Regions from separate parts of the Homo sapiens genome. Here region 2 is linked to region 1. Evidence: read pairs that join two places in POLR2A ChIA-PET (ENCODE). Cell type or tissue: PC-9. All regions are shown on one strand. Each heading gives the region's core, and the rest is flanking DNA. Links, peaks and the distances in the headings are about the cores only.

The links. ChIA-PET counts read pairs that join two places held together with the same protein. Peaks named below come from ENCODE experiments on the same cell type or tissue, not always from the same donor. Only the 100,000 strongest peaks of a DNase experiment are listed, where the experiment ranks them.
Region 2: POLR2A ChIA-PET joins it to region 1 with 20 read pairs; 6 of 35 experiments call an interaction of 5 or more read pairs at or near these places.

What each region holds. Positions count from the first base shown.
Region 1 is chr16:798,044-806,358 of GRCh38, forward strand. GNG13 (G protein subunit gamma 13) reads right to left here and starts at 2,691. Exons shown (of 3, transcript NM_016541.3): 1 at 2,623-2,691; 2 at 937-1,068; 3 at 1-781. The coding sequence starts at 1,034. The coding sequence ends at 676. It overlaps CHTF18 (chromosome transmission fidelity factor 18), which reads left to right. Exons shown (of 22, transcript NM_022092.3): 22 at 1-31. RefSeq lists enhancers at 2,380-2,929, 2,930-3,479, 3,480-4,029, 4,847-5,391, 5,936-6,479. In PC-9, for the core only: no CTCF peak of the experiment used is centred there; no DNase peak of the experiment used is centred there; H3K27me3 peaks cover 2,737 bases.
Region 2 is chr16:994,284-1,002,598 of GRCh38, forward strand. No RefSeq gene overlaps it. Among named protein-coding and RNA genes, the nearest start is that of SOX8, 17 kb to the left of the region's middle. RefSeq lists an enhancer at 7,619-8,275. In PC-9, for the core only: no CTCF peak of the experiment used is centred there; a DNase peak (open chromatin) is centred at 3,368; H3K4me3 peaks cover 1,070 bases; H3K27me3 peaks cover 5,437 bases.

The DNA of each region.
Region 1 (8,315 bases), core at 156-8,155:
CTTTATAAAGTCACACCTTTACAGACTGTAATCACGTGCGAGTGGAGTGGGGTTCACAGGATGGTGGGAGTGGGGCCGGGCGTGGGCTCATAGGATGGTGTGAGTGGGGCCAGGAGTGGGGCTCACAGGATGGTGGGAGTGGGGCCAGGCGTGGTCTCACAGGATAGAGTGAGTGGGGCCGGGCGTGGTCTCACAGGATGGAGTGAATGGGGCCGGGCACAGTCTTACAAGATGTTGTGAGTGGGGCCGGGAGTGGGGCTCACAGGTTGGTGTGAGTGGGGCTGGGAGTGGGGCTCACAGGATGGAGTGAGTGGGGCCGGGAGTGGGGCTCACAGGATGGTGGGAGTGGGGCTGGGAGTGGGGCTCACAGGATGGTGGGAGTGGGGCTGGAAGTGGGGCTCACAGGATGGTGGGAGTGGGGCTGGGAGTGGGACTCACAGGATGGAGTGAATGGGGCTGGGCATAGTCTTACAAGATGGAGTGAGTGGGGCCGGGAGTGGGGCTCACAGGTTGGTGTGAGTGGGGCCGGGCATGGGCTCACAGGATGGTGGGAGTGGGGCTGGGAGTGGGACTCACAGGATGGAGTGAGTGGGGCTGGGCACAGTCTTACAAGATGGTGGGAGTGGGGCCGGGCGTGGTCTCACAGGATGGTGTGAGAGGGGCCGGGTGCGGGGCTCACAGGATGGTGCATTTGCCCTTTTCCACCCATGGGTTGTTCTTCATCAGGTCGGGGTTCAGGAAGGGGTCCTTGGGGATCCCGTCCTCGATCCACTTCAGCAGCCTGCGGGTGGGCGGGTGGCAGGTGAGTGGTGGCACCTGACCCCCGAGGGCCTCCTGCTGCACCTGCCTGTCGGCGGCGGTGGTCGTGGCTATGGAAATGAGCAGCCAGCGCAGGGCAGACAAATGAGAGGCAAATCAGGCAGGTGGGGCACTCACTCGGGGATGGTCTTGGACGCCATCTCCCGCTGGAAGGCCAGCTGGTACTTGAGGCTCTCCACCTCTTTCTTCATCTGTGGCACGTCCCACTCCTCCATGGGGTCAGGGGCTTCTGAAGCAGCCAGCCTGGGGCTGGAGGGCACAGGAGGAAGCCACAGGGCCGAGGCCACCAGCCTGTAGTCCCCACCCCCGCTGCTCCCCGCAGGCCTGAGCTGAACCCCGCAGGATGAAGCGGGGAGAGTCCACACCACTGCCTGGGCCAGTCCCCTAGGCGTTGCTAGGGTGCAGGGCACAGAGCGAGTTCCCACAAGGCCCCAGCTCCCGCCTCCTGCACTGGGACTAATTAACTGCAAGAAACTTTACATCCTCAGCTACTCCCCCATAGGCCCCCACACCTTACGAAGATCCCTTGCAGGCAGGAGAAAGGGTGCTCAGCACGGCAGGCCCCCAGCTCCTACCCTCCCACTGAGGCCCACGCAGGCTGACCCAGACCACGGTGTGAGGTGTGGGGCGAGGTCCTCAGGAGGTGGCCCCTGCCCCGCCCCGCTGTGTGCCCCTTTGCTTTGCATGGCAGAGCCCAGTCCAGAGCCAGGACTCCTGGACAGGAATGTTCTGCTGCAGTTTGCTTCTCTGGCAGGTGGGGTGTGTGCTCAGGATCTTGGGGGCTCAGGCTATACTACCCGAGTCTGGGATATGGGCTGTGGGTGGCCCCTGGGTCCCCAGTGTGTCTGGGAACCACACACGTTACCTGCGTGCTTTCTGCTTGTGGCCAGCCTGGGAAAGCCACAGGTTGACACCCCTCAGAACTGCCACAAGTTCGAGGCAAGTGGGGGTGGGTTGCCCCCTGCCTCTCCCCCTACCCACTCCAGGGGCCCAGGGAGTCCCTCACTCCGTCCCAACTCTGGCCCCCGTCCCCAAGGTTGGGAGACAGGGCTGAACCTTGGGAGGGTGGGTGGGGGTTGGCGTCAAGTTTCGGGGAGCCTGCCTCTGGCTGTGAAGGGGGCTCCTGGCCCAACAGTCTCCCCATCCTTTGGTCGTGCAGCTGCACCGGCCACCTAGGGAGGGGCCCAGGGCCTGAGGCTGGTGGGGTCCCGGTGGTGAATTGGGCAGACTCCCAGCAGCCAGCAGAGGGTCTGCCCGTAGTGGGGTGGGAGGCCGGGGAGCGAGCGGGGGCAGGTTTCTGGGGGAGTGATCAGGGTCATGCAGAGGATTCCCTCCCGGAGACTCTGGAGTTCCAGCACCCCTACCCGCCCCCATCCCCGGTGCAGGCCTTTTCTCGGAGACCCTACACTCAGCCCCGTGGGCGCAGGACTAGCTGCGTGCGGGTCCTCCCAGGCCCGGGGTGTTGGCGCCCCGCCCACAGCCCAGTCCTTGCTGCCCAGCCCTACCTTCGCGCAGCTGCCGCCAAGCCTGGCCACCCACCCCGTGCACCCCGTGGACGCCCCCAGCCACGGGACTCGGTGGGCACTGCAGGCGGCGCACGGCGCTCAGATGGACACAGCTCCCCCGCACCGCGAGAGCCGCCTCCCTGCCTGCAGCACCGGCTCGGGTTGGGTTTTGCTGCCTGCGGGGCAGCTGCCCTCGCCCCGGGAGTTAGGGTGAGCCCAGGGGACTGACCTGGGCCAGCTGAGAGTCGAGGGGCCTCCGGGCCCTCCCTAGCCCCGGGCGCCTGTTCATCGGACCTACCTTGAAAAGGTGACAGCGGAGGGACAATGACAACGGCCAGGCGACCGCGAGTGAGAGCGAGGGCCAAGTGATGTTCCGGGAGTCCGCCAGGCAGAGCCCTGGCTGTGCCCCGCCCCTCCCGCCACCTGGGCCCTGGCGCCGCCCCCACACCCTCCTCAGGGCTGGGCTGACCCCAGAGATAGCCTGTGCTGCCCCCTCCCCTGGGCTCACCCAGCGGATGGACATGCAGCCAGGGGCCAGTGTGGGGCTGGTCCATTTTCCCTGAGGGGCCAGCTTGGGCCCTGGTGGAGAGGTCTCCTTCCACTTGAGGGGGTGGGTTCCCCCTCCAGTGTCCTGGGCCAGCCGGGAGGAGTGGGGATGGGGCTGGGACCCTTTGCCCTCTGAAGCCTCTGCAGCCTGCAGGGTTCAGGTGACACTCAGCTGTGCCCCCCTGACAGAGGCATCCTGTGTGGGCCATGTGGCTCACCCTGGGATGTGAGCCTCTTACTGCTAGGGGCCCCGGGGCTCTGTGGAGCTCCCTGCTCCAGCCCGATCCCCTGTTCCCAGACCAGTGGCCGGCACGGGGCAGCTCCCGAGGGCAGGAGAGTGCCGTGCTTTTCAGTCTGATCTGAGCTGAGAGTGGCGGCCTGAGGCGTCCCCAACACCGGTCCACTGTGGGTGCTCTGGGGCACGCTGCCTCGGGAGAGGTGCCCCCAGCTGCAGCACTTGGGCTCGGGTTGTGTGACCTCAAGGCTCTGGGGAGAGGGCTTCCCTTTGGGGCTCCGCACCTGTCAGCCTGCAGAGCTGAGACTGGCCCCTTTTCCTCTGACACGTTTCCCCGTGTCTCCTCCCACCCTGCCCTTGGGTGTACCCCTTGGGCTCCTGTGGGAGCTGTGCCCTATGTACCAGCAGGTGACGTACATACCAGGCTGCATCCTAGGTGGGGGCGCCCAGGCAGCAACAGCAGCCTCTGGGGGCACAGGGCCAAGCTCCCCAAACAGTCCCTGCAGAAGCTGGGCCACCCCCGGGGAAGCGTGGGCCAGGCCCTCGGTGGGTGCTGGCAGGGCCAGGGGCCTGTGAGCAGGTCACTCTGCCTTCCCCAGTGTCACAGGGAACCGCCCGGCCTGCCTGGGGTGGCCCAGACCTCTGCAGGGGTTGTCGGGGAGAGGTGGGCCCTGTCCCTCTCAGGCGCTCAGGTCCCTGAAGTCACTCAGCAGGACTCCCTGCCAGTGTGACTCCGTGAATCGGGGCCACCTGCACCTCCCGCCCTGATGTGTGTCGGCTGGATCAGAGGCGCCTCTGGAACTGGGGCACATTAGGGAAGGGATTATTTTTATTATGGATTTGGGGGTGGGGTGGGGCAGCTTAAAGCCCAGGGCACGAGGCCTCCTCCTCAGGGCAGATGGTTGCCCCTCTTGGCATGGTGGGGGCTAGACGTCTCCCTGATCCCAGTGCCCGCCCTGCCCTGCCTGTGCCCCCTGGTGCTGTGACTTCGGATGCACCTTAGTTTCTGGGCTGCTGAGGGCTCTCCCTGTGGCTGGGGGCACCACTTTGGGCGCCAGAGAGTGGAATGGCTGTTAGGGGAGGGGTGTGTGCCACCCCAGGATGCAGGCAAGGCGGGGGGGACCCCAGGGCATGTCCCCCACGTTCCCTGGGACAGCAGGTGGCTTGGAGCCAGGGCCAGGCGGGGGAACACCCTGAGGTCCGCAGCTGAGTTGTGAGAGCTGGGGGTTCTGTGGCCACTCTCAGGACCCCAAGCGGCCTTTGCATCTGCTCATCTGGAAGGACCTAGGAGGTCTCCTAATGGGGTCGCCAAGGCTCCAGGTTCTGGCTTTTGGTCAATTCACTGGACCCAGTAAGGTCCCTGAGGGTGCCTGAGCTCTGTCCAACACGGCCAGTGCCCCCAGTGAATCAGGACACAGGTTGGAGTGTGGTGTGGGCCACCAGGACAGGTGAGACGGGCCGTGGGGTCACGTCCTGGAGTGAGCACTGCCCTGTGGTCCGGGCAGGTCCTGCCAGTCCTCAGCATCTCAGCAGAGAAGTGGCTGTGTGTACCTGCATGGTGGACCCGGCCTGCCTACCTGAGCAGGGTCTGGGTGACCCCCAAGGCCAAGGGCAGGAGGAGGTTGAGGGAAGTGGGGGCAGGGCCAGGGCAAGCTGAGGGTTTTGGGTCTGCTGCAGGCCCATGTCCCAGGCATGTGATGTGGGTCCCGTCTCTCACCCCACTTCTGTGGCGTTTCTGGTCGCTGGGGGGGCACCAGTCAGCCTCGGTGTCGTGTGGACCCCCAGAATCAGAAGCAGGTCCTGTGCTGACCTGGGTGGGTGCAGTAACCTCTGCTCCCGTGTGAGGGGCTGTGAGGTCCCATCCTCAGTAAGACGGGGGTCTTGAAGACTGACTTCGACCTTCCTACCAAGGCTGCACTCGGAAACCCCCAAACACATCCGGGCGCTGACGCCTTGAGCTGGAGTCAGCCTCGGGTCTGGAATCTGCCTCCCCCGGCCCTACAGCTGGACCCGGCTTCAGCGATTCTCATTGGGAGGAATGGCAGCCAGTCCCCCAACGGAGTGACCACAGCCTCCCGAGGCCAGGGGCTCCTTTCTGAAATTAGGCCACTAATTGGGCCGCTGGCTGAGAACACGCAGGGCTCTTTCCGCTGCCCTAGAAATAGCTGTCCCTGGCCCGAGGGGCTCTTGACCCACCAGGCGTGGGGCTGTGCCGCTGGGCCTGGCTTGGGGCAGGAGCATCGAGACCTCCCATTTACAGCCAACCAAGACCGTGGGGGAAGCACAGGAGGCCGGAGGCCCTTCACGCTGACTTTAGGGCTTGGTACCACACTGGCATAGGGGGCTCTGATCCCTTCCTAGCGGGAAGCTGCAGCAGGGTCTCCCGGGACTGGCCTCTCGCTGCGGCCTCAACTCCGAATGGGTGGGGGAGACAGCCCCCGACACCAGTCAACTCTCCGGGGAACAGAGGGATAAAGTGCTGAGCTGGGGACCAAGGACCAGTCCCATCCTCCACCCGCCTGTGCCCTAGGCTCTGCAGAGGGCTCTGGCTGTCCTAGGGGGACCCTGTGGCCTGCAGGACCCAAGCAGCCCGGGGGTGGTGGGTGAATGTGTGTGGAGGACACGCTGACTTCCCTCAGTCCCTGCAAACAAAACTGCAAGCGTGGGGCCTGGGGAAATAACGAAGGCAGCTCCTCACCAAAGAAACTCACTCCGCCTAGTTAACTGGAGCTCACGGCAACGACTTTTCTGTCATCTGTGAAAGTTTCAAAGTGATTTTCAAAAACAATTGAAGCTCTTAAACCCAAGCACAGAAAACACAACGGAAAACTTCAAGGGATGGGGTGGGGGGAGGGGGGAGGGATAGCATTAGGGGATATACCTGATGTTAAAAGACGAGTAAATGGGTGCAGCACACCAACATGGCACATGTATACATATGTAACAAAGCTGCACGTTGTGCACATGTACCCTAAAACTTAAAGTATAATAAAAAAAAAAAACAACTTCAAGGGAGTCCCGGGTGCGTGGCTGTCATCCACACCTGACCTCCATTGTGTAGTCAGGGGCCTGCTGGGGGCTTGGCCGTAGCCACGCTCGCGCTGCAGCCTCGGGGTAGCGTGCCTGCCTTAGCTCGGTTTACTCTGAACAGCTGCAGGTCAGTGCGTGGTTACAGTCGCCGGAGGTTTCCTACTTAAGAGACGCCCGTCTCCTGAAAAGCTAGGTATGTCTTTGCTAACCAGAAGCATGGCCTGAGGCAGGAGGTCCTGGAAGGACAGAAGCAGGCTGGGCGGTGGATCCCCACAGGCTCGGACGCCCTAGCTCCTGGCCTGAGGACTGGAGGTCAGTGTGTCACCAGGAGCAATGCCAGCTGGGCTCCCGGGGATGGGGTGCTGCCCCCATTCGGAACTTGAGTGTGTTTAAGGGGAACCGACGGGCAAAATAACAGCCTGCTGGGTTCAGAGGCCCCCACTGCCGGCTCCACCAAATTACGCTCTTCCAAGAGTACCAGCTCAGAAGTCGCAGATTTTCCAAAAGAGAGACACATTTGCTCAGCCGAGGGTGGTGGGAGGCCTTGAGGCGAGACCTTTCCAAGGTCTGTGGGGGAAGGGAAGGGAGAGTGAGTCGCGCCTTCTGCCCCAGGCCACCCTCCGGTGTGTCGTGGTCCCTGGGGCGGCTTTCCTAGGAGCCCGTGATCCGCAGGGTGGTGGCCAGAGCCGTGCAGCAGCCTGACAGGGCTTCTGGCTTTGGGAGAGTCCCTGCCCACACAGACGGACACTTGCTTTGGGATGACTAGGCTGGGTGCAGTGGCTCACACCTGTCATTCCAGCACTTTGGGAAGCTGAGGCTAGAGGATCCCTTGAGCCTGGAAGGTGGAGGCTGCAGTGAACTGTGATCATGCCACAGCTCACAACAGGGAGACCTTGTCTCAAAAAAAAAAAGGGATGACAAAGGTCCCGTGATTTTGCCTAAGGACACCTAGAAGTTAAGACGGTGTGTTCTGGCCTCTGGCTGTCCCCACGGCTTCATTCAAACATCCCGGGCTGGGTGGCCACCACTGTAAGTGCATCAGGGCCCAAGGACCCGCCTGTACCTCTAACCACAGGACATGCTGTGAATCCAGGTTGGCCTCTAAGACCCTGGATGGGTCACGCCACAGCCCATCAGGGATCCTGGGACCCCCAGTGCAGGGGATGGCCCTGCTGCTGCTTCCGGGGCTAGGGAAACCACAGAATGTCCAGTCTTCCAAATCTGATTGGCAAATGGGTTTGGCAGAGCCTAGCCAGATGCTAGGATGGCCCGAACTGACCAGAAGCCCCCGTGCAGAGGTGGCTGCTGGGGACAGCCAGGTCACCCCAACACGGGTGGGGCAGCTGCACACCCCACTTACCACCCCATGGGTCACAGGCCTCGAACGTGCATCCTGCTACGTGGAGACCAGACCACAGGTGGCCAAGCTCCGTCTCGGGAAATAAGCCTGGGGCCCTGGGCGGCCGGCACTCACTTCCTGGCTATCTCTACCACCCCATGGGGCAGGAAGACACCCGCCTGCATTTCTGAGCTCCCAACCAGCTCAGGAACAGCGCAGCCGCTCGCAAATGCAGTGTGCGAGGTACAGACCGTTCCAGGGCCTGGCCTGCGCCCACAGGGAACTCCTGCCATGCGGGCCCCTTCTCACAAGGGGACACCGCCCACCCCCAACCCCTGGGGCCCAGAGCAGCCCCAGAACAGACACAAGCATCCCAAAAAGGGGGTCACTGGGGTAGATGCACACATCTGGGGACCCTGTGTGTCATCCCAAGTGGGCCATAGCCCTGGGCATCTGGTCTTAGGTCCCAGGGCTTTGCCAGCAGAAGCCTCCAGGTGTGCAGGGTCTGTGCTAGAGGCCTCCAACCGGCCACCATGGGCTGTCCACCCGTGTGGCAGCACCCGGGTCCCTGCAGCGCCTGAGACTCCTCGCACTCAGTGGACAGCAGAGCGCCCCTGAGCAGCCTCGGTATCTGCAGATGCACAAGGCTGGCTGGGGCAGAAGCAGGGGAGGGAGGGGCTCTGAGGAAGGCGCCTGCGTCCCCACAGATCAATCACTTGATGTTTGACATGACCTGCAAACGTTTTATTTGCAAAATACAGAGAGTAGACGACAGGAAGTAGCGGCTTACACCTGTAATCCCAGCACTTATGGAGGCCAAGGCGGGAGGATCCCTTGAGCT
Region 2 (8,315 bases), core at 15-8,014, 200 kb after region 1:
ATCCATCCACCCACCCATCAATCCACTCATGCACCCATTCATCCACCCACCGCCCACCTGCCCATCCATCCATCCAACCACCAGCCACTCACCCATCCATCCATCCATTTATCCACCCACCCACCCACCCATTCATCCATTTATTATCCACTGCAACCATACATCCATCCACTCACCCACCCCCTCATTCATCCATCTGTTCATCCACCCACCCACCTACCCATCCACCCATCCATCCACTCCTTCATTCATTCATTAATTCATTCAGTGACTGTTATGTAGTAGGTGCTGAGCTTTAAAGGAGAAGGAGATAGACTCAGCCCTGAGCTCCCTCAATACATCAGGAAAGGGCAAAACAGGACACATACAGGGGACCATAAGAACCAGTACAGGGACCCAACCTGCCTTGTGGTCAGTGGAGGCTTTCTGAGGAAATGGGGCCCTTCAGATGTTTCCACTGAGTCTTGAGCAGGGATCTGGTGAGTCTTGTGTTCACAAGGATAGATGTTTCCAATGAGTCTTGTCTCTGAGCAGCTCATCTCTCATTCAGTTAGACAGCATCATCCTTCATTTCTTCACTCAGTCTGAAGTATCCTACCTGGATGGCTCCAGCTTGCTCTTTTCTCTCTGAACCTGAGTGAGTGGTAGTGCTTAGGAGACACCTGGGACAGGTCTGAGACATGCCTGAGGCAGGCACAACCACCGGTTCCATATGCAGCCCTCTCACAGCTGTGGGTCCCAGGACTCAGTGAGCAGTAGGGTGCCAAACTCATCCTGGATTGCCTGGACATTTCCAGTTTCTGCAGTGAAAGTCCCATGTCCTGGGAAGCCCCTCAGTCCTGGGAGAAGCAGGATGGGTGATCATCTAGTGGGCAGGTATGGAAGGTTCCACACTGCCCGTGCCCATCTGTGGAGAAGAACATGCTTTGTGGTGTGGATGGTGGAGTGGGGGTAGAACATGAGCCATGGCTCACAACATGAGCCATGTGTCCCTGGGTGGCCTTACGAGCTCAACAAGCTTGGGGCCGTAACTGTCCTTGGCCTTCACCCACAACCTAAATTATCCTGGACACAGACCAGATACTCAATGAGTATTTGCTGAATGAACAAATCAGTGAATGAGTGAATGAATGAATGAAGGTGAAGCAGGGCATGTTTGCTCCAGGCAGAACAGATTCAAGTCTCTGAGATATTTCAGAGCATTGAACAGAGCATTGAACCAAATGAAGGCTCAGTGGTAACGGAAACAGGCTGGGCAGCAGCAGGAAGCTCAGGGTCATCATCGCTCTCTTTAAATTGCTCCAATGGTGAGAACAATTTCTACAGGAGACCCACTGGCAGGAAGGGCAAAGGGGTAGCTAACAGGGAGGTAAGCATGGCAGAGACCTCAGGAGCCCTAGGCAGATCTGTCATCTGGCAGCTATTGTGGGTTCTGTGCAGGTGGAGTCATTGCTAACTGGGGGGCCCTGAGTGCATGACATGGGACACCTGCCTGCTCAGCTTGAGTACATCATTAGGACTGTGGTTAATGCTAATGACTGTGACCTTGAGTTATCAAGACATGGTAGAAGTATGTGTCAAGCTCATTTCTCTAAAAGATGCAGCACCCACTAGGATGGCTGAAGTTCAGAGGGAAGACATCCAGTCCTGGTGAGGACATGGGCAAGCGGGGCCTCATCCTCCTGATAGAAGCTTGTATTGCTATTGCACAACCACTCCAAAGATGGTTTGTGGTCCCACCAAGAGCTGGCATGCCAGTGACCTATGACCCAGCAATTCTGCTGCTGGAAGTCCACCCGTGTGAAATGCACGCTTGTGTTCACCAGGAGAGAAGGTTCTTTGTAGATCTCAAACAGGGAACTTTCCACACACCCCTCAAGAGCAGGTAGATAAACTATGGTCTTTTCCCATTCTGAGATCCAGCTCAGTAACGAGGAGGAACCAGGCAGGCATGCTGAGCCCCTCCTGCAAAGGAGCATGCTATGTGGCTCATTTACATAAAGTTACAAGGTGATGTTTTTTTTTTCCAGACAGGGCAGTGAGAAAAACAGTTCAGGGCGGTTTCTTCCAAAATCAATTCAGAGCTATGCAGACCTACTGGAAAGCCAGGTCTCCAGAGCGGCTGGGGGTCCTCCCACTGAGTTGTGGGTGTATCCCCCCAGCTCCCAGCTAAAAGTCAGGCCACCTGCTCTCCAGAACCCAGGGTCCACGTTCTGAAGTCTTCACATTCTGGAATGTTCCTCTCTACTCTGCAGATGCGAATAAAATACCCCAAAACAGGTGAGCTGCCATGAGGGCGGCCATGGTTACTTTCCGAGGCATCGTGGGGGCACCTGCAGGAGTGAAGAGGAAGGGAGCAGGTGAGGCGGCTCGCAGCCACCCGATTCCCCTGCACAGTGAGTTTCTCATCTCTCTAAGTACCAGGGGATGTCTTGGCCAGGGAAGAAGATTCTGTTAGAAAGAGGAGACTTAGCCTCTGTCAGGGCTTTGGTGCTCACCTGTTCTGAAATGAGGCCCTGAGCACCCCAGGGTCAGGGCTGGGGCGGGGGCAAAGGGGAAAGGAAGGGAGTGGTGGCTGTGACGGTGACAGTGATGATATGTGGGAGGGCGTCTGGGTGCTTGGTCCTCCTCCAGCTTGATCTCAACAAAGGCATGGAGGGCTCATGGGGCTGGTGCGAGTTTTCACCCCATTTAACAGAAGAGGGCCCCTGACTCCACTTCTTGGTGATTTACCCACAGTCCACCCCTCACAGTCGGGGCCCAAGCCCAGGAAGAGGAGTGGTGGGGACGGGGCCAGGGTCTGCTGCCCTGCCAAGGCCGCAGCACGCCTGGGGCCACACCAAAACCTCCACCCCTGCATGGGGCTTCCTCCCTCTCAGGGAGGAGAAGGGAGCGTGCTGTCTCTGAACGGGAGGAGGCTGTTGGGTGCAGACCCCCAGAGCTCTGTCTCCCCACTGGACACACCCAGGCAGCATCTCCTGTGCCCTGTCAGCCCCCAGTCCCACACTGGCCCCTTCAGGGAAGCATCCTCAGGCATTTTAGGGAAGAGGAAGGTCTGTGGCTCAGAGCAGCCCCTGCTTCTCCCTGGGCCCCCGAGGGAGGGTCTGCAGGAACGGATGGCCGCCCAGGCCGGGTCCTATAAGCACCTCCAGTGACCAGGCATCTCTGAGAGCTGCCGGTGCCTGCAGGGGCCCTGGGTGCTGAGCCTGCCCGCCTCCTCCACGGTGTCCAGCGCGGGAGGTTGCCAGCGGCAGGAGCGGCAGGGAGGCTGGGCAACCTGAGCAGGAAGCAGCCGGCTGGAGCATTTCCTTTCATTAAATACCCGCCCAGCTCCCCTCCCGGGAAGGAGGCAGGTCACAGGCCGTCCCCGGGCCTCACCACTTCAGGAATGTACGCGGTGCCGGGGGAGCTGTGGTGCCGTCACCGGGAGGAAGACAGAAGCTGGCGTGGCGGAGGTGGGCGTCCCCTCCCATCTGGCAGAAGAGTCATCTTCTTGCAAAAGGCGGGGATGGAGCCCGCTGAGCTTCCTTTGAAAACGAGACAGATGACATTTCAATCTTCCATGGGGTCTGGAGGCCTCACCCCACCCCCGCCTCCCGCTCCACACGCCCGCCTGTGAGGTTCGGGGCGCGGCTCCCCTGGGGAGGGCTCCCTGTCACCTGTTCCTCCCATCTGAGAGCTCGCCAGAGGACTGTGGGTGGCAGCGGGTGCGGCAGATCCGGCGTGTGGGCGCCGACTGCTCCTGCCTCACTGCCACGGTGCCCTCGGTTACCACACAGCCTGCGCGGGGGCTGGTTTGCAGGAAGCCCCCAGAGAGTCCCCACCCGAATCCTCCTTTATTTTAAATCTGTGAAGCTCATGTCTGCAAAACGCACCCCCGATCCCCCAGCCTAAGCTCTGAAAATGCTGTGGGAGAAGGGGCTCTGCTTCGAGTCGGATGGGTGGAGGGACCCTGGCTGGGGCAGCTCCTGGTGGTCCCTGCTGGCTGGCTCGGGCCAGGCCTGCCAGGAGCTGGCTGAGACACCGTTACTGTGTCTGGGAAACGGGTGCCCTGGGCCCCCTGCATGGCGTGTCAGAGGGCAGCGGGACAGACAGCAGGAGAGGAGTCTGTGGCTGGAACCAGGCAGGTGGCGCCCAGAGCCAGCTGGAGAGGCCCACGGGAGGCGTGAAGGCTGCTGGGTGCCAGGGCAGTGCTGGGCCCAAGTCAAGAACCCCTGGACAGGGCTCAGACTCCAGATCAGGGTTCCAGGCCATGACCCTGGCAGGTCCTCACCTGCAGTGATGCCAGCCTCGCAGGACCCATGGGGGGAAAAGGGGAAGGGCATAGGTGCCCTCGGTGCCCACAGGAGGCCCTGGGAGCTCTGGAGCAGGCAGGAGGTGCACACCAGGTGCCACACAGTGGGAGCAGTTGGAAGCAGTGAACTAGATTTGGGGACTGCCTCCTGGGTAGGTGCAGGGCAGAAGGAATCCAGCGAGCAGCAGCGTGAGGGCCCCGGCCCAGCCCGTTTGTGCGGATGGCCAAGCACACCCAGCGTGGGGGTTCTCCAAGGCCCAAGGAGGTTCTTCTCTCTAAGGAGGACGGCAGGAAGGCCCGGAGGCCTGGGCAGCCGGTGCTGGTGGGGAAGCAGGCAGGGAGGAAACTGACAGGTGGCATAGGAGCCCAGGTAAACCACCTGGCCAGGACTGAGGAGGGAGGCCACGCAGCAAACTGCATCCAGATTTCAGAAAGAAAGAGGAAGGGGGAAAGAGGGAAAGCCAGCTGGTTCCACGGAGCAAGCCGGCACGGGCATTCGCTGGTTCCCAAGGGGCCGGATGGGAACCGAGTCGGATCACGTGCCTGCCCCTGGCATGTGGTAGAGGACAGGTGGAGGGACCCCAGGTGGGGCAGCTCCCGGTGGAGCAGCTTCTGGTGGTCCCTGCCGGCTCCACCCAGATCTTTCTAGAAACTGCTGCCTGAAGGGGACATTTCTCTTCCTGGGAGGAGGGAGAGTGGTGTCCACTACCCTGGGCCCTGGACTGTCCTTGGCCCTGAACCTGCCTCTCCTGCCCATGCCTCTCTCGGCTCACATGCTGCCTCCTCCTGGAAGCCCTCCTAAACTGGCCCAGACAGAACCCTCTGATGGTCTCCTTCAAGGCCATGGTCACTGTCAGTAATCACTGTGAGGGGTGGGACTGCGTGGGTCCCAGTTTCCCCATCCCCAGGCTGTTCCTCCGTGAGGTCACAACTGACCCTGGTGCCTCATGCCAGGCACACGGAGCTGCTCACCAGCCCCCATGACCAGCTGAGCTGCTTCAAGCCACTGAGGGGTGGATGGAGGCTGGGTTTTGGGCCAGAGTCTGGAGACGCACTAGTCATGTCCTGGCCCCTGGGCTGAGCTCAGGACAGGTCCCCTCGAGCTGCTGGAGCCAGCAGTCATGAGCCAGCAGTCATGAGCCAGCAGTCAGAGGCCGATGTGGGGTAGGGCTCTGTGGACCTGCAGGGATTCCCAAGAGCAGGGAGGCTCTTCCGGGGCAGCTCAGCCAGCAGGGGCCAGGCAGGTCCGGGCACTGTGGGCTCCCTGGGGCTTCTGAGAGCCTGGCCTGGGAGGGTGGCAGGGCCTTTGCCCCCTGGGGGTGCCCACACTTTGGCACACCTGCTGGTGCTTCCCTGGCCCTCCCTGATGCCCGCAGGCTCAGGGCCCTCAAATCAAGATGCACGAGGCTGGGACTCCATTTAACCTCAGACAACACCGAGGTGGGGCCGGTAGCTGCAGAGCTGAGGCTGCACCTGCCGCCCCCTGTGAGGGCCGCGTCCCGTCCCTGGGAAGTACCAGTTGGGAGGTCACTGAGCGCCGTGTCTCCCGACCCCAGGAAGGTTCCTGAGTTTGGGATGAATTCCTTCTCCCACCCAAGTTTCTTAGTGACCTTGACAAGTGGCCTGGACAGCTGGTTCTCCAGCCGCGGCCAGAGGAAGAAGTGCTGTCGGCCATGGGACCGGGGACAGGGACCCCAGTTCCCTGACCTCCAGCCAGGAGCCCCAGGCCCTGGCGATGCCATGTGCACAGCGCACTCCCCGTGGCCTCGGCTGGGTGATGACCTGGGTCTGGGTGGGAACCTCGCTTCTCGGCCATGTGGGTTAAACTCGGGGATCTCGGCCTGCTTTGGAAAATTGAAACCGTATTTTTGCTCCTGGAGCTCCCCAAACCATTTGCACCTGGACTCGGAAAGCTCATTTGGACACAGAAGCCGTTTCTCCCCAGGAGATTTGATTTTCCCTGGAATGCCAGCAGGAAAGTCGGTGGGAAGCCAGGTTGGGGGTGTGGGAGGGCAAGCAGAGCGGGGGTGCGGGGAACAGGTGCCCCCGGCTCTGTGCAGTGGCTGTGGGTCCTGGGCTCCTCACTCAGCCCATCTGGGTTGCTCCTCTCCTGAAGACCAGGCCGTGCAGAGCAGGTTTCACGGGGTGGACACACGTCCCAGCTCATCACATGGCGGGGGCTCCTCCTGGCCTGGAAGGAAGGACAGCAGTGCGGTCTCCATGACTGGGGAGAGGGAGCTGATGGCTCCATTTGGCGGGGGGGGGTGGCGGCCGGGAAAAGCCCCCGGGACCCTGACACTGGCAGCTGTCTAAAGTCCGTGAAATCCCAACCACTGCTGGCCACGGCATCCTGGGCCCCGACGTGCAGGCTGCCCAGTGGCGCCTCTAGGAAAAACTGCTGGGTGTGAGGGGCAGATATGGGGGCTGCGAAGTGAAGCCTGGAGGTTGCGGAGTATCCACTGGAGGATCAGCCTGTCGGGGTTAGGCCCAGGGGTCCCCAAGCTGAGGGATGTTCAGGGCTAAAGCCAGGAGAGTCCCAGGCAGACGTGTGGACGGTGGGTCTCCCCTGTTCAGCTCCCCAGGCGCTGGCCTTTCGGGTCTGGAGGTGCTGCCCCTCCCATTCAGTGGGGTAGGGCCCTGCCTCGGTGCCCCCGGGACACGGCAGCTATGAGCACCTGGCTGGAGTGCTGAGGGCCTCCCAGAGCTGGGGCCCAGGTGGCTTGGAGATGCCTCCTCAGCTCAGCATTTACCGCGGGGTAGGCAGCTCCAGATGCCTGGAGCTGAGGGCCTGGCTGCGGGGGTGTGGCAGTGCCACATGGCTGCCCAAGTAAAGTGCCATGAGCCGAGTGGTTTAGAAAACAAACCTGTCCTCTCACAGGTCTGCAGGCCAAAAGTCTGAGATCAAGGCTTGGGCAGGGCCACGCTCCCCAATGAGACTCCAGAGGAAGATCCTTCCTGCCTATTCCAGCTCCTGGTGGCTCCAGGTGTCCCTTGGCTTGTGGCCACATCGCTCCAACCTCTGTCCCGGCTTCACGCGGCTGTCTCCTCTGCATGTCTGTCTCCTCCTCTGCTTCTATGAGGACACTCATCGCTGGATTTAGGTCCCACCCAGATAACCCAGGATGACCCCACTGCAAGATCTTTTGATCAATTACATCTGCAAAGACTCCATTTCCCAACCAAGCCAGAGTCACAGATTCCCAGGGTCAGCTGTGGCCACCGTTCAGCCTGAAACATGCCGCGTCACCTCACCCAAGCCTCACATCGCCCCGTGAGGAAGCCACCGTGGAGGTGAAGTTCAAGTTCTCACCACCTGCCCTGTATGATTTCTCCTCCAGGGAACCCTGGGTGTCCACGGAGGGGCCGATGGCTGTCCCTGGCCCGTCATGGGGCCCCAGCTCTGACACCTGAGCTTCTGAATTCACTTGTTTAGTTTTTCAGGAACATTTTTTCCTTCGGTGCCTTTCCAGGGAGCCCCAGGGGTGGGGGCGTGGAGTTCTCCCCTGGGCCTCCGAGGGGCTTCTGCTGCCTGAGGGGTCCGTCCAAACTGTAGCTCAGATCCGCCGCTGCTGCCCTCCTGGCCCAGCGGAATGCTGGCACCTCCAGGAGCTCTTGGCAGTGAGCCACGTGGTGGACAGTCCCTTGCTCTGAGGGCCCTGTCACCTGGGCACAGTTCAGGGTCCCTTGGAACTGGAGATGTGGCAGGAGGGAGGCCCAGCCCCCTTCTGGGCTCCCTGAGGCTCCACTGAATCTTTGGAGGGGAGAGACGCTGGATTCCTGGTGGTGACCTGAGGGCTCACACAGGTAAACCAAGCAAGACCGTGGGTCTGTGGCACCCCACATCTGTGCACCTGTGCAACCGCAGTCTGATGTCCCTCCCCGGTGAAGGGACCCGCACATGTGCACCTGCCGCAGCCCCGATGTCCCTCCCCGGGTGAAGGAACCCACGGACGTGGCTCATCCATACCGCGGAACGTGAGCCATGAAAAGGGGCAGCCTCGGCTCAGCCACCGCAGGGAAG